Linked DNA regions of Homo sapiens: region 1 is linked to region 2. A link is an interaction called in ENCODE POLR2A ChIA-PET data of the cell type or tissue named here. Cell type or tissue: Panc1. All regions are shown on one strand. Links, peaks and the distances in the headings refer to the core of each region. The heading gives the core; the rest is flanking DNA.

What was found. ChIA-PET counts read pairs that join two places held together with the same protein. Peaks named below come from ENCODE experiments on the same cell type or tissue, not always from the same donor. Only the 100,000 strongest peaks of a DNase experiment are listed, where the experiment ranks them.
Region 1: POLR2A ChIA-PET joins it to region 2 with 19 read pairs; 2 of 35 experiments call an interaction of 5 or more read pairs at or near these places.

What each region holds. Positions count from the first base shown.
Region 1 is chr16:3,955,545-3,965,969 of GRCh38, reverse strand. It overlaps ADCY9 (adenylate cyclase 9), which reads left to right. Exons shown (of 11, transcript NM_001116.4): 11 at 1-3,317. The coding sequence ends at 195. Among named protein-coding and RNA genes, the nearest start is that of TRIDDENT, 10 kb to the right of the region's middle. RefSeq lists an enhancer at 3,927-4,426. In Panc1, for the core only: no CTCF peak of the experiment used is centred there; a DNase peak (open chromatin) is centred at 5,079; H3K4me3 peaks cover 1,387 bases; H3K27ac peaks cover 3,522 bases.
Region 2 is chr16:4,190,156-4,200,580 of GRCh38, reverse strand. SRL (sarcalumenin) reads left to right here. Exons shown (of 6, transcript NM_001098814.2): 4 at 2,666-2,782; 5 at 4,795-5,028; 6 at 7,617-10,425. The coding sequence ends at 8,428. Among named protein-coding and RNA genes, the nearest start is that of SRL, 47 kb to the left of the region's middle. In Panc1, for the core only: no CTCF peak of the experiment used is centred there; no DNase peak of the experiment used is centred there.

The DNA.
Region 1 (10,425 bases), core at 1,609-9,608, 240 kb after region 2:
AAGACATCTCTGGGTTCTGACAGCAGCACGCAGGCCAAGGATGCCCACCTGTCCCCCAAGAGACCGTGGAAGGAGCCCGTCAAAGCCGAAGAAAGGGGTCGATTTGGCAAAGCCATAGAGAAAGACGACTGTGACGAAACAGGAATAGAAGAAGCCAACGAACTCACCAAGCTCAACGTTTCAAAGAGTGTGTGAGGCGGCGCCCACCCGCTGCCCGAGGTGCTCTGTTTGTCGAAACACAGTAATATTTGTATTTGGCTGTTGTGCTTTCCAAGCGCCACAGTTGCCCTCCCCGGACGTGGTGTTATGTGGTCATTTCAGCCCTAACTTCTGTGTGGATCACAGTTATTCAGGGTTCATTTTCATCCATTCTTCCCTTTCGCTCCCTTCCCTGGAAACCCCGCTGCCTCTGGGTCATCCGTTCAGCACGTGGTGGAGAACAAGTGCCTTCAGGGCTGGCCTCGGCCTCGAGTCTCGGGACAGAGGCCGCCAGTGGAGATCATGGCTTTGGGTATTATTTGACTTTTAGAACAAAAGCTGTGGTTAAGATCTCATTTTTATTGCTTTTTCCCACGTCCCACGAGACACTATTTTCGGTTCTCTGGCTAATACCCTGTTTTTGAGTTTATTTTGTTTCTGTCTATGTCACAGTGTTCCTCTACGACCCGACCTCTCTATGTAAGCACACATGCGCACACACACTTGCATTCATGAATCTGATATAAAGTGCCAGTAATCCGCCAAGAGGGGGTGCGAAGGGGGCATGTCACGACAGCTCCGCCACCCCCCATTGCCCACCCGCACTTTCCCGAGCACCGCGCCCCGTGGGCTGTGGGTGAGCCGCGCTCCCTGCACTGAGCGGGTTTAGGGGCTCGCCCACATGCATGCAGGCCAAGACAGCAAATGCCAGCCGGGCACGACGCCCGTGTGCCCAGGCCTCGGGGGTCTCAGAGCCGCCTCTCACCCCCGACCCTCCACCCAGGGGTCTCCCCATCGGGAGTGGAGGTGTTGGTCCTGGAAGCTGACTCATCGGAGAGGGAAATACCAAATAAACATCCGAGGTTGCATTTATTTATTTATTTATTTACCCGGAAGCATGTGCGCTCCCGGGAGGGGTGCTGGGTCCTCAGGGTGGGGGGTCATAGCCACAGGGGAGGGCAGTTCCCAGGAAGGTAACCAGATGTCTCTTTTGTGTTTTGGCCACCTGGGGCCGCCCCCAACCTCCCCACCCCAAGAGGGGTCTGAGTGGGACCTCAAAGCATGGCCAGTGCAATTCTGAGGCTAGGGGAATAGGAGAAGCCCACCAGCTGCCCCTGCCACCCACGGGGGCTCCTCCCTGCCGGGGTCCAGCTCAGAACCACGGGGGTCTGTGCCGGCAGCACCGGTGCCATCTTGGCTTCCACAAATTCCAGAAGTTTCTTGGCTGCCTCCCGCTCTCAGATGGCACAGGGCCTATCAGTGGCAGGATTTAATCTGGGGAGCAAATTCCAGCTCTGAAATGGAGTTCTCACACCGTATCTAGGGACAGAGGCATCTGGATGCAAACGCGGGGTTTGTTAGGGGCGGAATCCCGAGGGTGGTGTGGGGGAGCTCCGTCCGGGCAGTTGGCTGCTGGTCCTGTCTGATTATGTTTTGCCATATTGAGTCTGAAGTTTGTGTGGAAGTGAGCTCGCCCGAGTTGTCCGGTCGGAGTTGTAGCCAGTCTTTCAGGGGACCCCGGGACGCTGATGAGGCCCAGGGTGCACTCCTTGTCAGTCTTGCCCGTTGTCCCTGTGCATTTTGCTTTCCGCTGTCAAATCTCACTGTCTCGTTTTCACACCGCATCAGTCCCCATCATCACTACTCCTCCCCAGAGACATACAGATTGCCCTCCCCGGCATGAAGAAGTCACAATTCTGACCCGCCACCTCTCCAGGGGCGGTGCCTGGGATGGCCACCCATCAGGACAGCCAGAGCCAGGGTCCCGGCGTCCTGAGAGTCCAGGGCACCTCCCCCCATTAGCTGTAAGGTTTCCTGTCAGGTGTGACTGTCAGTTTGCTGGTCTTCCAATACCGAAGAAAGGGTGGTTGTGACAATACCTCTTGCTTCTAAAGAATGTATTATAAAACACCGCAGATTTTTTTTTTTCCTTAAAAAACACTACCTGATGCTTTCCTTGTTCGTGGGGATTGTGGTCACATGAAGCTCTTTCTGCATCAGTATTAAGGTGTATATTTGAATGTCCTCCCCTCCCCTTTCCCCTCCAGGCTGTGTAGCTTTGAGGGGCTGGGCGTTTGCTCACGACCTTGCTGTCTCGCTCAGAACATGCTCCGCAAAGTTCTCCGCACACACTTCTTCCCCATCAAGCCCATTTCCTTCCCCAACCACAAAGGTGTTTGTGATTCCTCACCCCGGGAAACCAAGGAGCTGCAAAGTGGAGTCTGGTTCAGCCCCGTGCAGACTCACCCAGAGCTTAACGTTGTCTTTCAAACACCCTGAGCCTTCCTAAACAGCCAGTGCAGACGTTCTCTCTGGGCCACGAAGCCCCTCGGGTCCTCCCCGTCCCCTGCTCCGATGCATACCTCAGTGCAGAACCACAGAATCTCTGCAGCGGAAACGCCGTGCATCTCTTGTCTGTTGGCAGCGAGCACATCGTGCTGGAGACACGAGTTTCTAAGCAGCTGGCACGAGGGCTGCTGACGGCATGGGTCGTGCTTCAGGGTGGCAATACCTCTTAGGAACTTAGGGCAGGAAGCAATACTTCAGCATTGAATGTGTGTAAATAGTTGCTTTGAGTTGCAATTGCTATTTTCTTCTCAGTCCCAGCTCAGATCGAATTATATATCCATATATATATATATATATATATATATATATATATATATATATATATGGTAAACAAGCACACACAATTTTATCCAATGCAAACAAATGTAGAGCATCAGTTACAAAACCCTCGAATAGCTTGAGAGCCCCACAGGCTCTGCCACACCCGTGACTTCATCCACACTGACGTCACCCGCGGGGGCTCCCCCTGCACATTTGCACACGATCCGGAGAGCCGAAGGCCGCGTGCTTCCTGTCACATGGGCTGTAATCATTTGTAGTTTCCAAAGACACGTCTGCATTTGAATTTCTAGATTTTCGAGGTAAGGAGTTTTTTTTAATTGGTTGTTTGGAAAATCACATCATGCCTAGAATCTGAAATTGAATTAGCAAGAACCGACTGTTTGCATTTTCCATATATCCTTTTATCTGCTCTTTTTAAATTGTTAATTCTAATAATTTCAAAATGCATTCACTGAAGAAATGGACATTAAAATATTCTAAAATTTAAATATATGATGCCTGGTGTTTTCTTATTGAAAAGATGAGCACTGCTTCAGAGAGGAGGGCGGTCTTCCTTGGACAGCTCGTGTTTTCTGCGATCTGTGGCTCACCTGGGTGGGTTTGCCTTTCTTTCACGTCATGACTTCAGAAACAGGGCAAGTAGAAAACCCTGTTTGTGTTTATGTTATTTTTTTAATTGGATCTATTTGCTCCAGTTAACTTGAGTTGAAAAGTATTTATTTTTACACAGAATTTTTTAAACAATAAAAGTAAGGTTGCAGGACAAGTTTTGCTTGTGAGATTTTCCCTGTCAGGCCTCCTAAATAGTTTTCTGCAACATCCTTAGAGAAGGAATTGAGGGGGAAAAAGTAGGTTTTCTGAAAAGGAAAGAGTGATTGCAGGTACACAGATCACTGGGGTCCCAGGTGTTTTGAGGAAGTCACAAAGCCCCTTCAGAATCTGTTTAAAGTCATAGAGCCTCTTCCCAGAAAAACACACATGCCATTTTCTACACTTCTTGGGAGTTCACCACACTCCCGCATCTGAGGCCAAACTATGGATCTTCCAGGGGTTAGAGCCCCTTCCCCTGTAGGGGTTTTCCTGATGAGTTATTTTTTTTTTAATTTTTATTTATTTAGACAGAGTCTCACTCTGTCACCCAGGCTGGAGTGCCGTGGTGCGATCTCAGCTCACTGCAACCTCTGCCTCCTGGGTTCAATCAATTCTCGTGCCTCAGCCTCCCTAGCAGCTGGGATTACAGGCATATACCACCACACCCGGGTAATTTTCATATTTTTAGTAGAGACAGGGTTTCACCATGTTGGCCAGACTGGTCTCGAACTCCTGGCCTCAAGTGATCCGTGCGCCTCAGCCTCCCGAAGTGCTGGGATTACAGGCATGAGCCACTGTGCCCGGCCTGGTAAGTTAAGTATTTATGACCAACTTCAGGGCACAAAGATTCTTTTGTAGACTCCACAAAGGGAGCTGAATTCATGGCTTCTGGTGGTTGCTCATGGACTTGCGGGGGTGCAGCCTCCAGCTGATTCTCTGCTGGAGCCCGGGGCCAATGAGGTTGCTGTTTGATGAGGTCACTCTCCTCCCGAGTCGCCACTGCAGGCCTCCCTGGTCACCTTTCCAGCTTAGGGAATAACCCGTCCTTGCTGCCTTGAGGGTCTTGTAAGAATGGAGGTTTTGTTCGGTTTTTTTTTTTTTGGAGACAGGGTCTCATTTTGTCACCCAGGCTGGAGTGCAGTGACCATCAGGGCTCACTGCAGCCTTGACCTGCCCTGACTCAGGTGATCCTCCCACCTCAGCCTCCTGAGTAGCTGGGACTACAGGTGCGCAACACCATGCCCAGCTAATTTTTGTATTTTTTTGCAGAGACGGGGTCTTGCCATGTTGGCCAGGCTGTTCTCGAACTCCTGGGTTCAAGTGATCCGTCCTCCTCAGCCTCCCAAAGTGCTGGGATTACAGGCATGAGCCACCGCGCCCAGCCAGAACGTGGGTCTTTCTACTAGAAAGGGCACCCAGTGACTTAGAGGATTTCTCAAACAGCCAAGAAAGGCAGCCTCTAATTTTTGCAATCAGCCCCAGAACTGATCATTTGTGGTTTCTCTTTCATCTGAAATCTTGTTCACATGGTTGCTTTTCCCCCACTGTGGGAATCTATGGCTGTGGCCACCTGGAATAGATCCCGCGTACTGGGAAAGTGAAACTAACCGGAGAAAGCCAAGAGGAAGCGATTAAGAAAAAGTACACACTTGCACGCAATGGACATGTACATTTAAAATCTTCCCAAGTGTCTATTTTTATACAGTTCCTTTTTAAAAATTGTTTTTTTAAATATCATGACTCTAAAGAGTTGTTAATGAATATTAGAGTAATTTAAGCTTAGGGAATTCTCGTATCCCTGCTGGCCCTGAAAGTCTGAAGGAGATGTGAGTTAAGTAATCCGCGTGCCTGTTAGAGTCTCAGTCAACAGCGGGGATTCTTCATTGTTTTTTTTCCGGGGTGGGGACAGGTTTGGCTCGCAAAGGCTTTGATAGTTTGATGAAGGTTATGGTTACTTTGTCCAGAAAAAATGCACATAAAAACAACTTTTGATTTTTTGTTGTTGTTGTTTCGTTGCTTGGTTTTTTTGAGACAGAGTCTGGCTCTCTCGCCCAGGCTGGAGTGCAGTGGTGCGATCTCAGCTCACTGCAACCTCCGCCTCCCAGGTTCAAGTGATTCTTCTGCCTCAGTTACCTGAGTAGCTGGGATTACAGGTGCTCGTGCCACCATGCCTGGCTAACTTTTGTATTTTTAGTAGAGACAGAGTTTCACCACGTTGGCCAGGCTGGTCTCAAACTCCAGACCTCAGGTGATCCACTTGCCTCAGCCTCCCTAAGTGCTGGGATTACAGAAGTGAGCCACCGTGCCCGGCCAAATCTTTTGATTTTATATATAATTTCAGGAGTCCACGAATGCAAATAGAGTGCCCCTGATCCACGGTAACCAGAGGAGAGATGACTTTTCATTCCAACTCTCTGCAGATGAGGTTTCCTAGCGTTTCTGGACTCTCCGCTGGAAACCTGATTTGGCATGTTAATGCTACTCATTGTTACATGCGTTTTTATTTTATTTATTTATTTTTTTTGAGACAGAGTCTCACTCTGTTGCCCAGGCTAGAGTGCAGTGGCACGATCTCAGCTCACCACAACCTCCACCTCCTGGGTTCAAACAATTCTCCTGCCTCAGCCTCCTGAGTAGCTGGGATTACAGGCATGCGCCACCACGCCTAGCTAAATTTTGGATTTTTAATAGAGATAGGGTTTCACCATGTTGGCCAGGCTGGTCTCGAACTCCTGACTTCAGGTGATCCACCTGCCTTGGCCTCACAGAGTGCTAGGATTACAGCCATGAGCCACTGTGCCCAGCGTTGATACATGCATTTTTAATCAAAATTATATTTTAGAATTTAATGTGTGAGTTATCTAAATATATTTGAAGAGCTGCTTAAAAAACGTTTCAGTACACAAATATGTTAGTTGAATTATTTCCAACAGATAAGTAACATCCAGCCAGTATTTGTCAAGCGACTACTGTGTGCCATATAATGCCCTAAACTCCCTTTACTTAGGTTTTTTAATTTACCTAGGTTGTTAAATTTTCTGCAATACATGAGAGCATTTGAGAAACAGCTGTGATTAGAAGCTGTGCTTGTCCCAGTGGCTTTACCACTGTGAATTCCACTTATAAACTGAAGGGACTTTCCAGATATGAGGAATCAAGTACGGACATTTTTTTTTTTTTTTTTTTTGAGATAAGAGTCTCACTCTGTCATCCAAGCTGGAATGCAGTGGCTCAATCACAGCTCACTGCAACCTCAACCTCCCTGGCCTCAAGCCATCCTCCTGTCTCTGCCTCCTAAGTAGCAAGGACTACAAGTGCGTGCCACTACGCCCTGCTGGTTTTTGTATTTTTTGTGGAGATGGGGTTTCACCATGTTGCTCAGGCTGGTCTCAAATTCCTGGGCTCAAGTGATCCATCCACCTCAGCCTCCCAAAGTGCTGGGATTACAGATGTGAGCCACCGTGCCTGGCCAACATTTTTAAATAGGGCTGTTAACGTCAACCCTAACGCATGCAAGATGATTTTTTTGTCCATGGCTTTATGGAGAGTTCAACCTCTGAATAAAAAGCAACCGAGGCAGGGCATGGTGGCTCCCGCCTGTGGTCCCAGCACTTTGGGAGGCCGAGGCGGGAGGATCACCTGAGGTCAGGAGTCAAGACTAGCCTGGCCAACATGGTGAAACCCTGTCTCTACTAAAAATACAAAAATCAAATCAGCCAGGCGTAGTGGTGGGTGCCTGTGGTCTCAGCTACTTGGAGGCTAAGGCACGAGAATCGCTTGAACCCAGGAGGCAGAGGTTGCAGTGAGCCAGGATTGCACCACTGCACTCCAGCCTGGGCGACAGAGCAAGATTCTCTCAAAAAAAAAAAAAAAAAAGTAACCGACGAGAAAGATTCAGAGAAAACAACTGCACCACTTCTGTGTTGGTTCCTTGATGAAGGAGCTCATGGCAGCTGCTGCCCATAAGATCATCTTTTTTTGTTTTTCTTTTTTTTTTTTTTTTTTTTTGAGACGGAGTTTCACTCTTGTTGCCCAGGCTGGAAGTGCAATGGCGCGATCTCGGCTCACTGCAACCTCCACCTCCCAGGTTCAAGTGATTCTTCTGCCTCAGCCTCCCCAGTAGTTGGGATTACAGGTGCACACCACCACACCCGGCTAATTTTTTGTATTTTTAGTAGAGATGGAGTTTCACCATGGCTGGGCTGGTCTTGAACTCCTGATCTCAGGTGATCTGCCCGCCTCAGGCTACCAGAGTGCTGGGGTTACAGGCGTGAGCTACCGTGCCCGGCCCATCCATTTTATTTTTAAAATTCCTCCCTCGGCAGTGTTTGGGGTCCTGGCGGGAGGGTCCCAGAGCCAGGCAGAACAAACACTGGCTTGGGTTGGCTGGTGAGAGTCTTTCAGGGTAGTGTATCCTCCCGCAGAGCCCCCGCTGCTCTTTGAGGGAAGAGCCGATGGTTGGGGACCCAGACGTCTCTGCCAATCCCCCCCAGCCCTGGCACAGTGGAGGCAGCCCTAGCCCGGCCTCCAGCTGCCCTCCCGAGAGCTGCTGTTTCTGTGTCCTGTCTCCCTCTGACCTTCTTTATTTTCTCATCAAACAAAATCCGTGCCCTCTAGGATGAGAGGGAGATGAACGGGACCAGAAAAGTTTGTTTGGATTTGTGCGTGTGATCCTGGGATAACGCAAAACAGGATCGGGAAGGATGTGAAAGGGTTCAGGGAGAGAGGAGCGAAATGCCCGCGCCCCGCCCTGACACCCCGCTCTGCTCAGGACGCCCGGGGGCACAGACATGCTTGTGCCAAGACGCACCTGAACCGCCCCCTAGCCCTGCCCTCCCAGGACCCCCATCCCGTATTCTCCACGGCTTTCTAGCCTTCTCTATCTCCTCCAGAACTGGCCTGTGGGAACCCTCGGGTCTCAGCTCAGCCCAGCTCCAGCTTTGGTTCTGCGTCTCTAGGACATTTATTCTTCTCCAAGGACACACCTGCCTTCCTCAAGCCCCAGGATGCCACGGTTCTGCACTCCGCCTGTGGCCTCCACCCCCATTCCGCCATCACCCTCCCCCTCCCTGACTCTAGGACTGTAGATAAACCTTCAGCAACAAGATCACCAGGCACTGCTTTGACTTCAAGAGAATGACTTTTCCGCCAGTAAATTCTGTTTTCACATACGCAAATATGCCTCTACCTGGAAGATAGTCTGCTGTTATGCTATGCTTTTCTGCCAACGAGCTGAAAACCCCTGGAGCCTCCTCTGGCCTCAGGATGCCCCATTGAAGTGTTGGCAGAAGGCTTTTCTGTTTATCAGGTTAGAAAGCCCAGGTTCTAACTGGGCATCATTGGCCACAGTGTTTTTGCTGGTAACAGCCAGAAACAGAGCGCGGTATTACAGCCAAACGGTTTCTTTTCCTTCCTCCTCCTTTTCAAGGAAAGAACGAAGAACCCAGATGGAGGGGGAGGGTGTGAGTTTAATGTCAGGCTTAGACAGTAGTTCAGAAAGTGACCACGAGGAAAAATGTATTTTCCCCCTTCTCCCTCCGTCGCTCTTTTCATAAGATTCATTGCTTAAATTATGTGTGGAATATTTATTATCTAGTGTATGCTTAGAATGGAGAAATGTTTAATTGCTCAAATAAGCCTGATCTCTGAAAATCCTCAACTCGGTGTCTACAGAGTAACCAAATTATCCAAATGGTCATAGGGGAGAGGCAAGGTTTGCTGCACATTTGTGCCTCCATAGAAAAGACAGATTGCTGGCCGGGCACGGTGGCTCACGCCTGTAGTCTCAGCACTTTGGGAGGCCAAGGCGGGCGGATCACTTGAGGTCAGCAGTTCGAGTCCAGCCTGGCCAACATGGTGAAATCCAGCTTCTACTAGAAAAAAAAAAAAAAATTAGCCAGGTGTGGTGGCATGCACCTGTAATCCCAGCTACTTGGGAGGCTGAGGCAGGAGAATCGCTTGAACCTGGGAGACAGAGGTTTCAGTGAGCCAAGATCATGCCACTGCACTCCAGCCTGGGAGACAGAGGGAGACTCCATCCCCCCCCAAAAAAAAAAAAAAAGCTCATTGCGCTGGTGTCTTGTCCTTCCTGCTGTTTAACAGAAACAGAAGATGTTCCTTTAATGCAAAATCAGTTTTCCCTAACTTGTTGATTACACAATAAATTCTATCACAATTTTTTATTGTGTTAGGTAGTTTTTTAAAAGCCATTATTGTGTATTTCTAGTATTTCAGGCACTTAGAAGGAAAGAAAAGAAATATTACTTGCCCATTTAACTTGAATTATCATAGAATATAATTTGAGATTTTCGTGGCAATTGGAGCTCTCAGGTGAAAAAAAATATGACTTTGCCTGGGTGCAGTTGCTCATTCCTGTAATCCCAGCACTTTGTGGGGTTGAGACGGGAAGATCACTTGAGCCCAGAAGTTTGAGACCTGGGCAACATAGTGAGACCTCGTTTCTACAAATTTTTCTACAAAAAATCTTGTAGAAATTTTTTCTACGAAAAATTTTTCAAAATTAGCCAGGCACGGTGGTGTACACATATGATCCCAGCTACTTGGGAGGCTGCGTTGGGAGGATCGCTTGAGCGCAGGAGGTGAAGCTGCAGTGAGCTATGATCTCACTACTGCACTCCAGCCTAGGCAACAGAGCAAGACCCCAAAACATTTTTTTTAAGCTTTAAAAAAACCTAAATTTTGGCCAGGTGTGGTGGCTCACCCCTGTAATCCCAGCACTTTGGGAGGCTGAGGCAGGTGAATCACAGGGTCAGGAGTTTGAGACCAGCCTGGCCAATATGGTGAAACCCCATCTCTACTAAAAATACAAAAAAATTAGCTGGGCGTGGTGGCATGCGCCTATAATCCCAGTTACTCTGGAGGCTGAGACAGGAAAAGTGCTTGGAACCTCTGGGAGGCAGAGGTTGCAGTGAGCCCTGAGATCGCGCCACTGCACTCCAGCCTGGGCAACAGAGCAAGACTCCGTCTAAAACAAACAAACAAACA
Region 2 (10,425 bases), core at 741-8,740:
GGGCCAGGAGCTCCAGAGTCCCCAGGGCATGGCGCTCTGCAGGGAGGTCCCGCTTCCTTGCCCCTGCACTCACCTTTTGGGCTTGGTTCTTAACTCCTAGTCTCTGGCCAGCTTCCTTGTAACCTCTCCCAGGCTCACCTCCCACCTCCTGTATAGGCCAGCGGTGCCCCCTGCTGTGAGGAGCCGAAACCACAGCACCAGGAAAGGGCCCTGTTTGTGGTTTGTCTCGGAGAACCGGAACATCTAGGGCTCTCCTTGGTGTCGCCTGGGCCGGTGTTAAGATACTGTGACATCTCTGTGGCTGTAACTGGGGATTCCTGCCACCCTCTCAGCCTCCTTATCCCTTCCTGGCCCCCAGCCAGGGCTTGACTTCCACAGAGATGTGAGTGTCTCCTGTGTATTCACAGACAGGGAGGGATGGGGCAGGGCCATGGTGTTGCTTTCAGGCAACGTACATGTGCCTGCCATGTATAAGACACCACCTGGTTAGGACTGAGCTTTAGCCTCGGAGAAGGAAGACCAGAGCATCCGAAGGCAAGATACAGAAGAGGAAGCATATGGCAACGCTCTCTGTAAAAAGATGGGGCCGGGTGTGGGGGCTCACGCCTGTAATCCCAGCACTTTGGGAAGCCGAGGCAGGTGGATCACTTGAGGTCAAGAGTTCGAGACCAGCCTGGGCAACATGGTAAAACCCCATCTCTACTAAAAATACAAAAATTAGCCAGGCGTGGTGGCACGCACCTGTAGTCCCAGCTGCTTGGGAGGCTGAGGCAGGAGAATGGCTTGAACCCAGGAGGCAGAGGCTGCAGTGAGCTGAGATTGTGCCACTGCACTCTAGCCTGGGGAACAGAGCAAGACTCTGTCTCAAAAAAAAAAAAAAAAAAAAAGGAAAAGAAAAGAAGATGGGGAGGGGCTGGGTGCCGGGCTCATGCCTGCAATAGAAGCACTTTGGGAGGCCAAGGTGGGTGGATCTCTTGAGCCCAGGAGTTGGAGACCAGCCTAGGCAACATGGCAAGACCCCATCTCTACTCTAAATACAAAAATGAGCTGGGCTTGGTGGTACATGCCTGTGGTCTCAGCTACTCAGGAGGCTGAGGTGGGAGGATCGCTTGAGCCTGGGAGGTTGAGGCTATATGAGCTATGATCACACCACTGCACTGTGGTTTGGGCGACAGAGTGAGACACTGTCTCAAAAAAAAAAAAAAAAAAAAAAAAAGATGGGGAATATGTTAGCTACAAATATTGCTTATATATGCATTAAAATGTCTAAAATAACATGTAAGAAGTCAGCAGTGGTTACCTATTCCAGGGGGTGTCAGGGCTGAGGCAGACTGGGATGGAGATGGGAGACTTTTCACTGTTTACCTTTTTATATTCCTGATCTTTGAACCAAGAAATTAAATAAATTAAAATCATGATAAATAAATGAAACAAAAGGGGAGTGCCTAGTGTTTTTAGGGTGGCCTGCTGGCCTCAGGGAGACGAGTCTGGAGAACTTCAGTGCTGAGTTATGCAGGACTGGCCCTCTGTGCTGTAGTCCAGAGAAGAGCTGGAAGAGCTGAGGCCTGAAAATCTGCAATAAGACTGACCACACCCCACGTTGAAAGCCTCTCCCCTTCCCTCCCTGTCCACTGGATTTGAAAGCACGAGAGCATTCTATTTTTCCTCTTAGGGACCCACCTGGAGTGGCCCTTGCAGGGTCATCTCCCCAACATGGCCTTCGGAAGGACATTGGATGCAGGACCCAAGAATTGCCAGTTCATTGTTTGGTTTTGGGCACTGGCAAATTTGTCATGGACTTTAGAGGCTAGTGTTTGAGAGTGGCCCTAGAAGAGGGTAAGTGCAATGGTTCATAGCTGTAATCCCAGCATTTTGGGGAGCCAAGTGAGAAGATTGCTTGAGCCCAGAAGTTTGAGACCAGCCTGAGCAACGTTGCAAGACCCCATCTCTACAAAAAAAAATTTTTAAATTTGCTGGGCATAGTGGTGCATGCCTGTAGTCCTAGCTACTACTTGGGAGGCTGAAGTGGGAGGATTGCTTGAGCCCAGTAATTGTAGTGGGGCACAATTGCACCACTGCATTTCAGCCTGGGCAACGGAGACCCTGATTCTAAACAAAAGAGGGCAGAAAGAGAGAGAGAGACACTGGCCTCAGAGTCCAGGATTAGGCTGTATTGGGAATTTGGGGAGCCCCAGGCTGGAGGAGAGGAGAGCTGCAGAGGCTGGAGACAGGAAGGGTCTGAGTCCAGACCACCCAAGATTATACAAGCTGCTCCACATCCATCCTCCATTCTCAACCCAGATTCTCTCCATGTGGAAGCTCCGTCCTCCTTTCTCTATGGGCTTTTCTCCTCCAGATTTAACCAGGAGACCTCACCCAGAGTGAGTTCGGAGTCAGGGTTTGTTGAATTCACTGAGATCCTTCTTGTGGTGGGGGCAGACGTGCCAAGGATCTGGGCAAGGCCCAAAAGTGACTTCTGTGTCTTTTTACTGGGTGATCACACTTACGTAGCAAGAGAAGCGCCACTGGGGGCTACACACGTCTGATTCATGGAGAATTCCACAACTCAGTTGGATGGACGGTGAGATGCTTTGGAGTACGGTGCCATACCCCTTGTGTGAACTTTTGTTAGTTTTATTCCATTTCTACTTCCTGTTGCCCACAGATGGAGAGATTACCTCCAAGCCCATGGTACTGTTCCTGGGACCGTGGAGTGTTGGTAAATCTACCATGATAAACTACCTCCTTGGGCTGGAAAATACTCGCTATCAGCTCTATACAGGTAATCAATATTCTTGTGTGATTGTTGGGATTTGAATGTTGTATGTAAAAGCACCATGAAAATTTAAATCACTGGCCGGACATTATGACTCATGCCTGTAATCCCAGCACATTGGGAGGCCAAGGCAGTGGATCACTTGAGGCCGTCAGTTTGAGACCAGCCTGGCCAACATGGCAAAAACCCATCTCTACTAAAAAAAAAATACAAAAATTAGCTAAGCATGGTGACACGTTCCTGTAATCCCAGCTACTCAGGAACTTGAGACATGAGAATTGCTTGAACCTAGAAGGCAGAGATTGTAGTGAGCTGAGATTGTGCCACTGCACTCCAGCCTGGGTGACAGAGCGAGACTCCGTCTCAAAAAAAAAAAAAAAAAAGGAAAGAAAAGTTATGCCACATGCACGTGTTAAAATACAAAATTTGAAAAAGGCTGTGCATGGTGGCTTTATGCCTGTAATCCCAGCACTTTGGGAGGCTGAGGCAGGAGGATGACCTGAGGTCAGGAGTTCGAGACCAGCCTGGCCAACATGGTGAAACCCCGTCTCTACTAAAAATACAAAAAATTAGCTGGGTGTGATGGCGGGTGCCTGTAGTCCCAGCTACTTGGGAGGCTGAGGCAGCGGAATTGCTTGAACCCAGGAGGCAGAGGTTGCAGTGAGCCAAAATCGCGCCACTGCACTCCAGCCTGGGCGACAGAGTGAGACTCTGTCTCACAAAAAAAAAAAAAAAAAAAAAAAAGAAAATTTGGAAAAAACAGAAAACAAAAAAAGACATCTGCACCAATGTCCATAGCAGCATTATTCACAATAGCCAAAACATGGAAACCAGTCAAATGTTCATCAATGGATGAAAGGATCAAGAAAATGTGGTCTGTTCATACATAAATTATTATTCAGCCTTAAAAAGGAATGAAATTCTGATATCTGCTACATGGATGAACCATGAAGACATTATGCTAAAAGAAAGAAGACAGACACAAGAGGACAAATACTGTCTGATTTCACTTATATGACAGTAGGCGGCTGGGCGCGGTGGCTCACGCCTGTAATCCCAGCACTTTGGGAGGCCGAGGTGGGTTGATCACAAGGTCAGGACTTCAAGACCAGCCTGGCCAAGATGGTGAAACCTTGTCTCTACTAAAAATACAAAAATTAGCTGGGCATGGTGCTGGGCACCTGTAATCCCAGCTACTTGGGAGGCTGAGGCAGGAGAATCGCTTGAACCCGGGGGCGGAGGTTGCAGTGAGCTGAGATCATGCCACTGCACTCCAGCCTGGGCGATAGAGTGAGACTCTGCTCCAAAAAGGAAAAAAAAAAAAAAAAAAAAAGAAGGCAAAATCAGAGAGAGAGACGCCAGAGTGCTTGTAACCAGGGACTGGGGGAAGAGGAAATGGGGAATGACTGTTTAATGGATACAGAGTTTTCAGTTGGGAAGATAAAAACATTCTGGACCTGGATGGTGGCGATGGTTGCACAACAGGGTGAATGTGCTTAATGCCACTGAACTGCATGCTTTAAAATGATTAAAATGGTAAATTTAGGCCAGGAGCAATGGCCCACACCTGTAATCCCAGCACTTCGGGAGGCCAAGGTGGGCAGATCATTAAGGTCAGAAGTTCGAGACCAGCCTGGCCAACACGGTGAAACTCTGTCTCTACTAAAAATACAAAAATTAGCCAGGCATGGTGGCGAGTGCCTGTAATCTCAGCTACTCGGGAGGCTGAGGTGGGAGAATCGCTTGAACCTGGGAGATGGAGGCTGCAGTGAGCTGAGATTGCACCACTGCTTTCCAGCCTGGGTGACAGAGCAAGACTCCATCTCAAAAAGAAAAAAAAGGTAAATTTTATGTTATGTATGTTTTACCACAATTAAAAGAAAGCCCCAATAGCTTGGCAAACATATCCAATTCTGTTGCAAAAGTCTCCCTGTGACACCAGGCATATACACATGCTTCTCAGTAGATCTGTTTCACAGAGATCATGTATTCCTTCACCTCTCACCCCGTGTGCCCAGGCGCTGAACCCACCACCTCTGAGTTCACGGTCCTCATGCATGGGCCTAAGCTGAAAACCATCGAGGGCATCGTCATGGCTGCTGACAGCGCCCGTTCCTTCTCACCCCTTGAGAAGTTTGGCCAGAATTTCCTAGAGAAGCTGATTGGCATTGAGGTTCCCCACAAACTTCTGGAGAGGGTCACTTTTGTGGATACACCAGGCATCATCGAGAACCGCAAGCAGCAAGAAAGAGGTAATTTAGCCCTCATTTCTGAACAGTGTAAGCTCTGTTTCAAAAAATTATTTTTGGCCAGGCATGATGGCTCATGCCTGTGATCCCAACTCTTTGGGAGACCAAGACAGGAGGATCCCTTGAGGCCGGAGGTTCAAGACCAGCCTGAGCAACATAGTGAAACCTCATCTCTACAAAAAAATTTAAACAATAGCCAGGCATGTTCGCATGTGCCTATGGTCCTAGCTACCCAGGAGGCTGAGGTGGGAAGATTGCTTGAGCTGAGGAAGTTGAGGCTGCAATGAGCCGTAATCGTGCCACTCTACTCCAGCCTGGGCAAGAGTGAGACCCTAACTTATATAAATAAATGAATAAATAAGGCTGGGCACAGTGGCTCACACCTGTAATCCCAGCACTCTGGGAGGCCAAGGCAGGTGGATCACTTAAGCCCAGGTGTTCTAGACCAGCTTGGACAACATGGCAAAACCCCGCCTCTACAAAAAATATAAAAATTAGGTTGGCATGGTGGCACATGACTGTAGTCCCAGCTACTCGGGAGGCTGAGTTGGGAGGATTGCTTGAGCCCAGGAGGTCAAGGCTGCAGTGAGCTGTGGTCATGCTACTGCACTCCAGCCTTAGTGACACAGCAAGACTCTGTCTCAGAAAAAAAAAAAGGAAGAAAAGAAAACTACTTTTGACAGTGGGTGGTAGGCAGGCAGGGAGAGGAAGTGTGCCCAGTGTTGCCTAAGACCAGGAGAGGCATTCTTAACTTCCACCCTTCTTGTCGTTACTGCGATGCCATCTGGGTTTTGGAGTGCCTGGTGCTCCTACCTCCCCAAGGACTGATTTGGTTTGGAGACGGCAATATTTTCCAAAGTGGGGGCCTAGTCCTCTCTGCAAGCAGCTCTGAGAGGTTCAAGCTGGGGCTCAGTTGTCTTTGGGAGGCCCTGTGTGTCCTGTGTAGCCAAGGGCCTGGACTAATTGGATCCCAGTACCAGTATGTTTGACTTCTGGCTAAATTGGGTTTGGTGCTCCTGGGCCTGCTGTAGGTTGAACCTGACCTTCAACTCCTCCTATTCCCGGTTTCTGCTTTTCCAGGGTTGCTTCCCCATAAGCCTTTAGCAGGCTTCTTCAAAGCCCTACTTGCCCTCAGGTAGCAGGGGAATGCTAATGTCTGACTTCACTTACATGAGAGTAGGCAAAATGAGAAAGACAGAAACCAGAGTGGTTTTAACCAGGGGCTGGGGGGAAGGGGAGATGGGCAGTTACTGTTAATGGGTACAGAATTTTCAATTTGGGAAGATGAATAAGTTCCAGAGAGGGATGGCCATGATGGTTGTGCAACAGTGTGAATGTATTTAATGAACAAGGCTGACAACCAGGCCACAAGACTAGAAGCCAGATCCACCAGGCATGTGGCTATGGAGTAGGCCACTGAGTCCTGCCATGAGGCAAGGCTGTCTGCAGTGAGTCCTGAACAGGGCAGTGCAGGAATGTGTGAGCAGACGGTGGATCTCAGTTTATGGTTACAACTCCAATTGTGGTTATAAATAGATCTTGTAGTAATGATATTAGCAGTAATATTAGAAGCAATTAATAATATTAGTAGTAATATTAGTAATAATATTATAGTATATTTAATTATATTATTATGGTATAATGACATTAGTAGTATTATTAGTAATGTTAATAATGTTAATAATTATAATAGTAAATTGTACCCCTACTACACGTTGGATAATTTTATACATTATTGTAAAAAAAAAAAGATTTCAATGTTTTTAAGACAGGTAGTCCTCATCTCCTCAGTTTTCTTATTTGCAAAGAAAACTAGGAAATAAGAAGCTAATGGAATTAAAATGTATTCTGCACCAGCTGTATGACTGGAATTTTAGGTGCTGTCCTATATTTACAGCAACATGGTAATCTTTATATCAGTTCAGATGTTGATATTGTTCTTCTTGTCATTTTGGAGCTAAAAAGGTAGAGCTTAGAGGCATTTAATATACAGCTCGCCAGGGGCAAAGCTCAAATTCTAGTCCAGGTCTCAATGCTAAGCCCACATTCCTTCCCCGTAAATAATGCATTCATTCTTTCATGTTCTTCTAATTCCTCATTTCTCTCCCTCAGCATCTTTGCCATTGCCCCAGATCCTTTTAGACAATAGGACAATCTCCATTTTGAACAGGTATTTAGCTTTCTTGGAAACTTGGATTTCACAGTAGATTAAAACAATGATCAGGTGGGGCATGGTGGCTCACGCCTATTACCCCAGCACTTTGGGAGGCTGAGGTGGGAGGATTCTTAAACCCGGGAGGTTGAGGCTGCAGTGAGCTATAATCATGCCACTGCACTCCAGCCTGGGTGACAGAGTGAGACCCTGTCTCAAAAAACAAACCAACAAGAAAAACAAGGATCAGGCTGTTCTTGGTTGAAGATTGGCAAGGGACAGGAGATATGCAATTGATTTTTTAATAGTCTGTAGAAACCCAGAAAATCCGTAGCGCTGTTCCTTCTTTCAACCCCCAGAATGGTTTAGTTCTGAAAGGAGGTGCGCGGGCTTTGAGGGAGGCCTACTCAGTTTGACTTCTCACTTCTGTCTCCCAAAGGCTACCCCTTCAACGACGTGTGCCAGTGGTTCATCGACAGAGCTGACCTCATCTTTGTCGTCTTTGACCCAACAAAGCTGGATGTGGGTCTAGAGCTGGAGATGCTCTTCCGCCAGTTGAAGGGGCGTGAATCCCAGATAAGGATCATCCTGAACAAGGCTGACAATCTGGCCACCCAAATGCTCATGCGGGTTTACGGGGCCCTCTTCTGGAGCTTGGCCCCTCTCATCAATGTCACAGAGCCCCCAAGGGTTTACGTCAGCTCCTTCTGGCCACAAGAGTATAAGCCGGACACCCATCAGGAACTGTTCCTCCAAGAAGAGATCTCCCTCCTAGAAGACCTGAATCAGGTGATCGAGAACAGACTGGAGAACAAGATTGCCTTCATCCGCCAGCACGCCATCCGGGTCCGCATCCACGCCCTCCTGGTTGACCGCTACCTGCAGACTTACAAGGACAAAATGACCTTCTTCAGTGATGGAGAACTGGTCTTTAAGGACATTGTGGAAGATCCCGATAAATTCTACATCTTCAAGACCATCCTGGCAAAGACCAATGTCAGCAAATTTGACCTTCCCAACCGCGAGGCCTATAAGGACTTCTTCGGCATCAATCCCATTTCCAGTTTCAAACTGCTCTCCCAGCAGTGCTCCTACATGGGAGGTTGCTTTCTGGAGAAGATTGAGCGGGCCATCACTCAGGAGCTTCCGGGCCTCCTGGGTAGCCTCGGGCTCGGGAAGAATCCAGGTGCTCTCAACTGTGACAAAACAGGGTGTAGCGAAACACCAAAAAATCGCTACAGGAAGCACTAGGTGGTGGAGCGGTCCTTGGGTTCCTGTTGGTGAATCAGCTTGTGTCCTAACTGTCTGAGAGGTCCTGGTTTATTAACCCTTTGAGCCACACTGGCAGGAATTATTACACAGTGGAGAGTTGGGAGTTCATTGAGGCCAGGGGTCGGGGCAGGTGTGTGGGTCTAGGGAGGAGAGTGGAAACTGTGAATTCCTGTGTGCTTGTCTTGTTGCTTCAATGAGGAGGCCTGATTGAGGCAAGTCAGCCTCCACCTGCTTTTCCTGGGTCCTGTCTTGGAAGGACAGAGAGCAGCTAAATTCTAGTGTATCTTAAATCAGTGAGGGTCAAATAAGCTAAAAGCAGCTGAAATTCCTTTGTTCCCTGTGAGCTGGGAAAACAGCGAAGGCCTGAGTCGTAGAGATTGTCAGGTCCATTTTGGCTTCTTTCCACACCCACAGTCTCGCGTTTGTTCCCCAGCCCTCGGCTGCCTCTTAACTTTGGGTTGACTTTCAACAGTGAATAGTCTCTTGGGTCTGAATATACCTGGGTTTGTTTTTGTGTTTTTGAGACGGAGTCTCGCTCTGTCGGCCAGGTTGGAGTGCAGTGGTGCAATCTCAGCTCACTGCAACCTCCCCCTCCTGGGTTCAAGCGATTCTCCTGCCTCAGCCTCCTGAGTAGCTGAGATTATAGGCCTACCACCATGCCCAGCCAATTTTTGTATTTTTAGTAGAAACGGGACTTCACCATGTTGCCCAGGCTGGCCTCGAACTCCTGACCTCAAGTGATCCACCCGCCTCGGCCTCCCAAAGTGCTGGGATTACAGGCATGAGCTGCCGCACCCGGCCTCCACCTGGGTTTTGAGCCAATCCCCCGGACTTGCTCCTGGTTTCCTCAAGGGGTGGGGCAGTGGTTTAGGACACTCGACAACTAAGAACAGGAGTTCCCAGGAAGGACAAGGATCTGCCTCCCCCACTGCCACTTCTCTGATGTGTTCCTCAAAGCTGGCTCGAGGGCTCGATCCCTTCATCGGACCCAGGAGGGGACTGGTTGGTGTATCCAGGTAATTTACTCTTGGAAGTGACTGTAGTGAAGGTCGTGGAAGGGCTCAGAGGGTTAATTGGTTTGCAGTGCGTCTTTGTCTATTGCATGTCTTGGAAAACTCAGATCCCAAAGGCGCTGGGTTTCAGAGAGGACAGTGGAGACCTTGCTCCTTTTCCTTAGGCCGCCAGTCTCTCAAATTTCAGAGGAGGCTGTTTCCACAACTCCCCTGTGGAAACACTTGGCAGCGGAGTTGCTCCTTTGCAGTTTCCACACCATGGCTTTTCCTTTCCTTTCTTCTCCATTCCCTGATGCATCAACACTTACTTGGAGCAATTTCCTAGGAGTCAGAACCAGCACCAGCCACTCGGTGTCGGTGGCCACCAAGGCTTAACATTGACCTTCCCGCCTGACCTTGATGCAGATGTCCACTGAACACACCGCAGGAAAGCCAGGGCCTTCAATACCAATAAGTGTGAATATGTGTGTATGTTGTCCAAGAGAGATTAGGGAGATCACATAGACTCTAGGGAGTAGAGAACTTGTAACAGTCTTGCAAGGCTAGCATGCACGGCTCCACAGCAGGTGGTGGGGAGCAGAGGGGCAGGACCTGCAGGGAAGAAGCAGCCTTTGGATGGTGAAATGTGCATGGTGCACAGTCTGTGCATGCCCAGGAGACCCAGCCCGGGCTGCCTCGAGGGGCTCCTTTGTACACAGCCAGCCGCTTCTCTTGGGAACAAGCTGTCCTGGGGGCCTTACCCACGAGGCAGGAGTCAGGATGCACCAGCTCAGCACCAGGAAGTCATCCTGGACCCAGGACAGTGGAAAGGCAGGCAGAGGGAGAGGCACTCTGAGGTCAGGCAGGGTAAGCCAGTTGGCAGTCAGGTTAGGTCTATGAGGAGAACCTCGAGTTAGGAATTCCCGGTTCTCAGAATTGTTATCACTCTGGTGCATGCTGTCACAGGGGCCGTTGCGTTTGGCT